2 separate regions of the Homo sapiens genome follow, and region 1 is linked to region 2. A link is a loop called in an ENCODE intact Hi-C map of the cell type or tissue named here. Cell type or tissue: Caco-2. All regions are shown on one strand. Each heading gives the region's core, and the rest is flanking DNA. Links, peaks and the distances in the headings are about the cores only. Region 1 has its middle 4.6 kb from the start of FAM184B. Region 2 overlaps LAP3 (leucine aminopeptidase 3).

What was found. A loop is a pair of places that touch in the nucleus more often than their neighbours do. Peaks named below come from ENCODE experiments on the same cell type or tissue, not always from the same donor. Only the 100,000 strongest peaks of a DNase experiment are listed, where the experiment ranks them.
Region 1: it touches region 2 in a loop (27-fold over the local background); 1 of 110 quality-filtered maps calls a loop at or near these places.

What each region holds. Positions count from the first base shown.
Region 1 is chr4:17,784,774-17,787,690 of GRCh38, forward strand. No RefSeq gene overlaps it. Among named protein-coding and RNA genes, the nearest start is that of FAM184B, 4.6 kb to the left of the region's middle. In Caco-2, for the core only: no CTCF peak of the experiment used is centred there; no DNase peak of the experiment used is centred there.
Region 2 is chr4:17,596,563-17,599,479 of GRCh38, forward strand. It overlaps LAP3 (leucine aminopeptidase 3), which reads left to right. Exons shown (of 13, transcript NM_015907.3): 9 at 484-572; 10 at 1,894-1,996. All of the region lies in intron 2 of MED28-DT (MED28 divergent transcript), which reads right to left. Among named protein-coding and RNA genes, the nearest start is that of MED28-DT, 17 kb to the right of the region's middle. In Caco-2, for the core only: no CTCF peak of the experiment used is centred there; a DNase peak (open chromatin) is centred at 1,174.

The sequences.
Region 1 (2,917 bases), core at 241-2,740, 190 kb after region 2:
ATTGATTTGCCTTTTCTTTAGATTATAAACTTCTCATAGTATCCCCCCCAAACATCCTCACCCATAATAATACAAACAACAACAACAAAAAAAGAGTAGAAGCAAGCAAAAATAACCCCACATTCCAAACTCAGAGAAAATTATTGTTAATATTTTGGAGAAGATACTTCTAGACATTTCTGTGTAAACATATAGAAAATGTAACAAACATATATGTATTTCAGGAATGTTTACACACTTCTGTGTAAACTATAAACAAATACTATAATAATTTTTTTTTTGAGACGAAGTCTCGCTCCTGTTGCCCAGGATGGAGTGCAGTGGCGCAATCTTGGCTCACTGCAACTTCCACCTTCCGGGTTCAAGAGATTCTCTTGCTTCATTCAGCCTCTTGAGTAGCTGGGATTTCAGGCATGCGCCACCATGCCTGGCTAATTTTTGTATTTTTAGTAGAGATGGGGTTTCGCCATGTTGGCCAGGCTGGTCTCGAACTCCTGACCTCAGCTTCAGCCTCCCAAAGTGTTGGGATTACAGGCATGAGCCACTGCACCCGACCAATAATTTTTTTTGTTTTGTTTTGTTTTTGATGAGTCTCACTCTATCGCCCAGGCTGGAGTGCAGTGGTGCGATCTTGGCTCACTACAACCTCTGCCTACTGGGTTCAAGGGATTCTCCTGCCTCAGCTGGGATTGCAGGTGCCTGCCACTATGCGTGGCTAATTTTTCTATTTTTAGTAGAGACAGGGTTTCACCATATTGGCCAGGCTGGTCTTGAACTCCTGACAAGTGATCCGCCCACCTTGGCCTCCCAAAATGCTAGGATTACAGGGGTAAGCCACCATGTCCCGCCTATAATAATGCTTTTGAACCCTACTTACTCAGTAATATAAAGTGGATATCTTTTTGTCAATGAAGATCTAGCTTCCCATTCCTAACAACCAGTCTTCCATTACATACAATACCATTTACTCTATCTTCTACTGGACAATTTTTAAAATATTTCAAGCCAAAATCTTTAACGTATATTTGTAATGTATGCTTGCTGTATTATGAGGATATTAAATTCTGTCCTAAGGGATAGAGAAAAAAAAGAATATATGAAATTCATGTGTTAAGTATAATGGGCAAAGAAGTAGCCTGTGAAATAGGCAGTATTAAGATGTTAAGTATAGATAGTGTAGAGCAAGACATGACAGAGAATAAATGGAATATATGTAAAAAGGATGGAAGAAACAAGAGTGTTCCTAACGGACAGAATAAGGTGGGAAAGGCCAAGTTGCAATGTACAGACGATGCCACCTTCAGGCTGATAGTTCATTCCTAAAATGGCCATTCATTAATGACACCAGTTCTGGCCCTATTTCTGTTCTGCCACAGAAACACAGATTAAGAACATGGCTTTCAGTCGGGAGCAGTGGCTCATGTCTGTAATCCCAGCACTTTGGGAGGCTAATGTGGGAGGATTGCTTGAGCCCGGGAGTTCGAGGCTGCAGTGAGCTATGATCCTGCCACTGCACTCTAGCCTGGGTGATAGAGTGAGATCCTGTCTCTAAAAATAAAAACAAACAAACAAACAAACAAAAAACCCACGGCTCTCAGCAGGCCATTAGCTAGGTATCCTTGCCCCTGAGTTTCTGACAGAGCAAGTGTGCACTGGCTGTAAGCACCGCTGAGCCCCCATTTTCAGTTTTGGCTGCGGTCCTCATAACCTAATTATCAGAGGTAAAGGTTGATGTAGCAGATAAGACGCCACAACACTGCGTAACATGAAATTCAGGTAATTTTTCCTCCCACCTCTCTTGGACCCTATCCTAAATGTGTTAAACGTCACTATATCTTTCCAACTATATTTTGTTTAAAAGCGATAAACCATGTGATTTGAGCCTCTTAATTTGCGGTGTGAGGTTTCCTGTCCATGACACCTGGGACAGCCTGCCTAATCGTGTATTTTAAGGTTACTATTGCATCAAGGGAACTGCCTACATGACATTGTTGTAAGTGGGTTTTTGCACAGATGTGCAAGTGTTCCCACAGAAATATTCCCCCGCACCACTTGTTTGCTGGTAGAACTGAATACCTTCCCACAACTTGATTAGTCATTGTTTTTGCCTGGCTTTCTTGCTGCTTACAAAGAGCTCTTCCTTAATAGGGGCTTTTAGCACTTTGCCTATCATATATATTGCAAACATTTCCCGCAGTTAGCGGATTTTTTTTCTAGCTTTCTCATGCTCTATAAACATTTTGAATTTTTATGTAGGAAAATCTGTTGATCTTTTCCCTCACATTTTTTGGCTTTTTCCTCATGCTTAGAAAAGCCTTTTCTACCCCAGATTATGAGGAAAAGGGAATCCATAGTTTATCCTAGTACTTTCATGACTTCATTTAAAATATGGTTTATCTACCTGGGATTTATGCTGATATATGGAATGAGGTTAGACTCCAGACTTATGCTTTTCCAGATGGCTAAATGGTTGTCCCAACAGGTATTAAATAATTCATCTTTACCACGCTGATAATCTAAGTGTTGCCTTAGGTGATTTCTTTGGTAAAAATTTACTTCGGTAGATTTACTTAGGCTAAAGCTTTTAATTAGTATTTTTCTTTCCTAATCAGTTAAGTGGCACAGGTAACTCGATTATTGTTATTACTCCTAATATATTACTCATCTAAAACCAAGTTCACATTCTTGAGTATCTAGAAGGCTTTTTCCCCTACTATGCCTGACTCATTCCTACTCATCTTTCAGATCTCAGCCTGAATGTCAGTTCCATAGGAAGGCTGTCTCTGTAGTTGCAGATCAGTCTGCATGTCCTTAAGATATGTTCTCGTAGCTCTGCATTTCCGTATAGCACCTATACCATATTTTATTTTTAAAAGCTGATGTTTTCTGTCAAACATCTTCCCTTTTTTGAGTGAAT
Region 2 (2,917 bases), core at 147-2,646:
TCCTGACCTCAGGTGATCTGCCCGCCTTGGCCTCTCAAAATGCTGGGATTACAGGCATGAGCCACCGCGCCTGGCCTATATTTAGCTTTTAAATCCAGAAACTAATCAAGGACCACACATTGCTGTTGGTGCCCCTTTAGATTTCTTGATTCTAGACCCTATTCCTGTTTTCTTCCACGGCATTAGCAGTTTTGAAGGGTCTAGGCTTGTTTCATGATATTCTGCAATTTGTATTTATTTGAATTGCTTCTTCTTGATTAGAATCAAGTTAGACTTCTTTGGGAAGAATGCTACATGGGTGATGTGTACTTCTTGTTGCTGACACATCATGTCAGTTGTGTCATTGGTGATGTTAAATTTGATCAGTTCGTTAAGGTGGCCTTTGTGTCTTGCTTCTCATGGCTCACAGGTGGCCTCTTGTCCCATAGGTGGCATGTTTGGACCCAGTATATACTGTGTGCCTTCATATATTATTTCCAATAGGTCTGGCCCCTCTTTGTGAAAATATGCCCAGCGGCAAGGCCAACAAGCCGGGGGATGTTGTTAGAGCCAAAAACGGGAAGACCATCCAGGTTTGTAAATGTGAGACACAGCACTCCCCATCCAGCGTTCCTCAGGAATCCCGTGGTGGCCACATAACCACAGCTAGGATGCGTGCAGAGCCCCAGAACCATATTAGGGGAGGGTGCTGTCTTTAGTGCTGGGTAGCCTTTCTTTTCCTTCCCTTTCCTGAAATGGGGTCTCGCTGCATCACCCAGGCTGTAGTGCAGTGGCGTGATCATGTCTCACTGCAGCCTTGACCTCCCCAGGCTCAGGTGGTCCTCACACCTTAGCGACCTGAGTAGCTGGGACCACAGGTGCGTGCCACCATGCCTGGCTAGCTTTTTGTAGACACAGGGTTTTGCCATGTTTCCCAGGCTGGTCCCAAACTCCTAGACTCAAGTGATCTGCCCACCTTGTTCTCCCAAAGTGCTAGGATTACAGGCGCGAGCCACCATTCCCGGCCCCTGAGTAGCTTTTCTTGCAAAGGCAGAAGTATCTTTTTTGGGGGATTTTGAAGAATGTTTTTCCAGACTTATTGTTCCTCCCATTTCCTGTATGCTATACATGTGTATACACACGTTTCCATGAATTTGCTGCCAGCCCTGCAGAGGGCGGCAAAGCAGTAAAATTGTGGGCTATCTTCTGGATATACCTGTGCTATGAGTGACTTTTTTCCATTGTAGGTGTTGAGGTAGAACATACTGTCCTACATCATGGGCCCTGCACTGAAGGGGATGTGGCAGCAGGTCCTCTGGGTGGCACGTGCATGCAGGTGTGTACAAGCCACTCAGAAAACGACTGGACCTCTATTTAAAAGAAAGGAATATAGTTAGGAAGTGTTACTGAAGTTGCAAGAGTTTTCATTTCTAGGATTGAGACTGCCATGTAGCTGTAGCTTTCTTAAAGCTCTTTAACCTCATTTTTGGAAATCTTTACATTTTTCCCCTTCTTGTTACAAAGTTACGGGTAAAATGGACTAGACATTTTTCTATTTATTTTGGCTTCCAAAGTCATCAACATTAGGTCATCAGCTCTGGTACAGTGATTATTATATTATTATTTTTTTATTTTTAATTAGAAATGGGGTTTCACCATCTTGCCTAGGCTGGTGTCGAGCTCCTGGGCTCAAGCTGTCTGCCCACCTCTACCTCCCAAGGTGCTGGGGGATTATTAAATCATATTTGCTCTCCAGATTAGATATGTTCCTATTCTCATTGAAGTATGAATGGTTTGATAATGACACACGTCACAGTAGCTTTTTCCAACTTTTCCGTCGAACACTGTTGCAAGTGTCTAGTTTTCATATTCTTTACTTGCGCTGTCACCCTTTCTGTTTTTGACCCTCTGCAGGTTGATAACACTGATGCTGAGGGGAGGCTCATACTGGCTGATGCGCTCTGTTACGCACACACGTTTAACCCGAAGGTCATCCTCAATGCCGCCACCTTAACAGGTCAGACCGCGCACTTGCCTTGATTTTGTTTGAAGGAAGTCTTGTTCGTTGCATGGATTTCACACACTATACTTGTGGCATTATTTTGCTAAAATTTGGCTTGGTCCATTGGCATTCAAAGATCTTTCACCAGAGGAATTGTTCTGCAGTTGTAAAATGTTTTGAATATTAGGTTTGTCGTTTTAAAACATTCCAAGCTGTACTTTTTTTTTGAGACGGAGTGTCACTCTGTCATCCAGGCTGGAGTGCAGTGGCGTGATCTTGGCCTCCTGAGTTCAAGTGATTCTCCTGCCTCAGCCTCCCAAGTAGCTGGGGTTACAGGTACGCACCACCAGTCCTGGCGAATTTTTGTATTTTTAGTAGAGACGGGGTTTTTGCCATGTTAGCCAGGCTGGTTTCGAACTCCTGAACTCAGGTGATCCACCCGCCTCAGCCTCCCAAAGTGCTGGGGTTACAGGCATGAGTCACTGTGCCTGGCCTAATTTTTATATTTTAGTAGAGATGGGGTTTAACCATGTTGGCCGGGCTGGTCTCAAACTCCTGACCAAGGTGATTCACCTGTCTCAGCCTCCCAAAGTGCTGGGATTACAAGATTACAGAAGTGAGCCACTGTGCCCAGCCTGGGCTGTACCTTTAAGCAGAAATAACAAGTGCGCCAGATCAGCTCATCTAGAGTGACATCTAAAAATGATGTTAAGAGCCAGGAGCGGTGGCTCACACCTGTAATCCCAGCACTTTGGGAGTCCGAGGCAGATGGATTATGAGGTCAGGAGATCGAGACCATCCTGGCCAACATGGTGAAACCTTGTCTCTACTAAAAATACAAAAATTAGTTGGGTGTGTGGCACGTGCCTGTAATTCCAGCTACTCGGGAGGCTGAGGCAGGAGAATTGCTTAAACCCCAGAGGTGGAGGTTGTAGT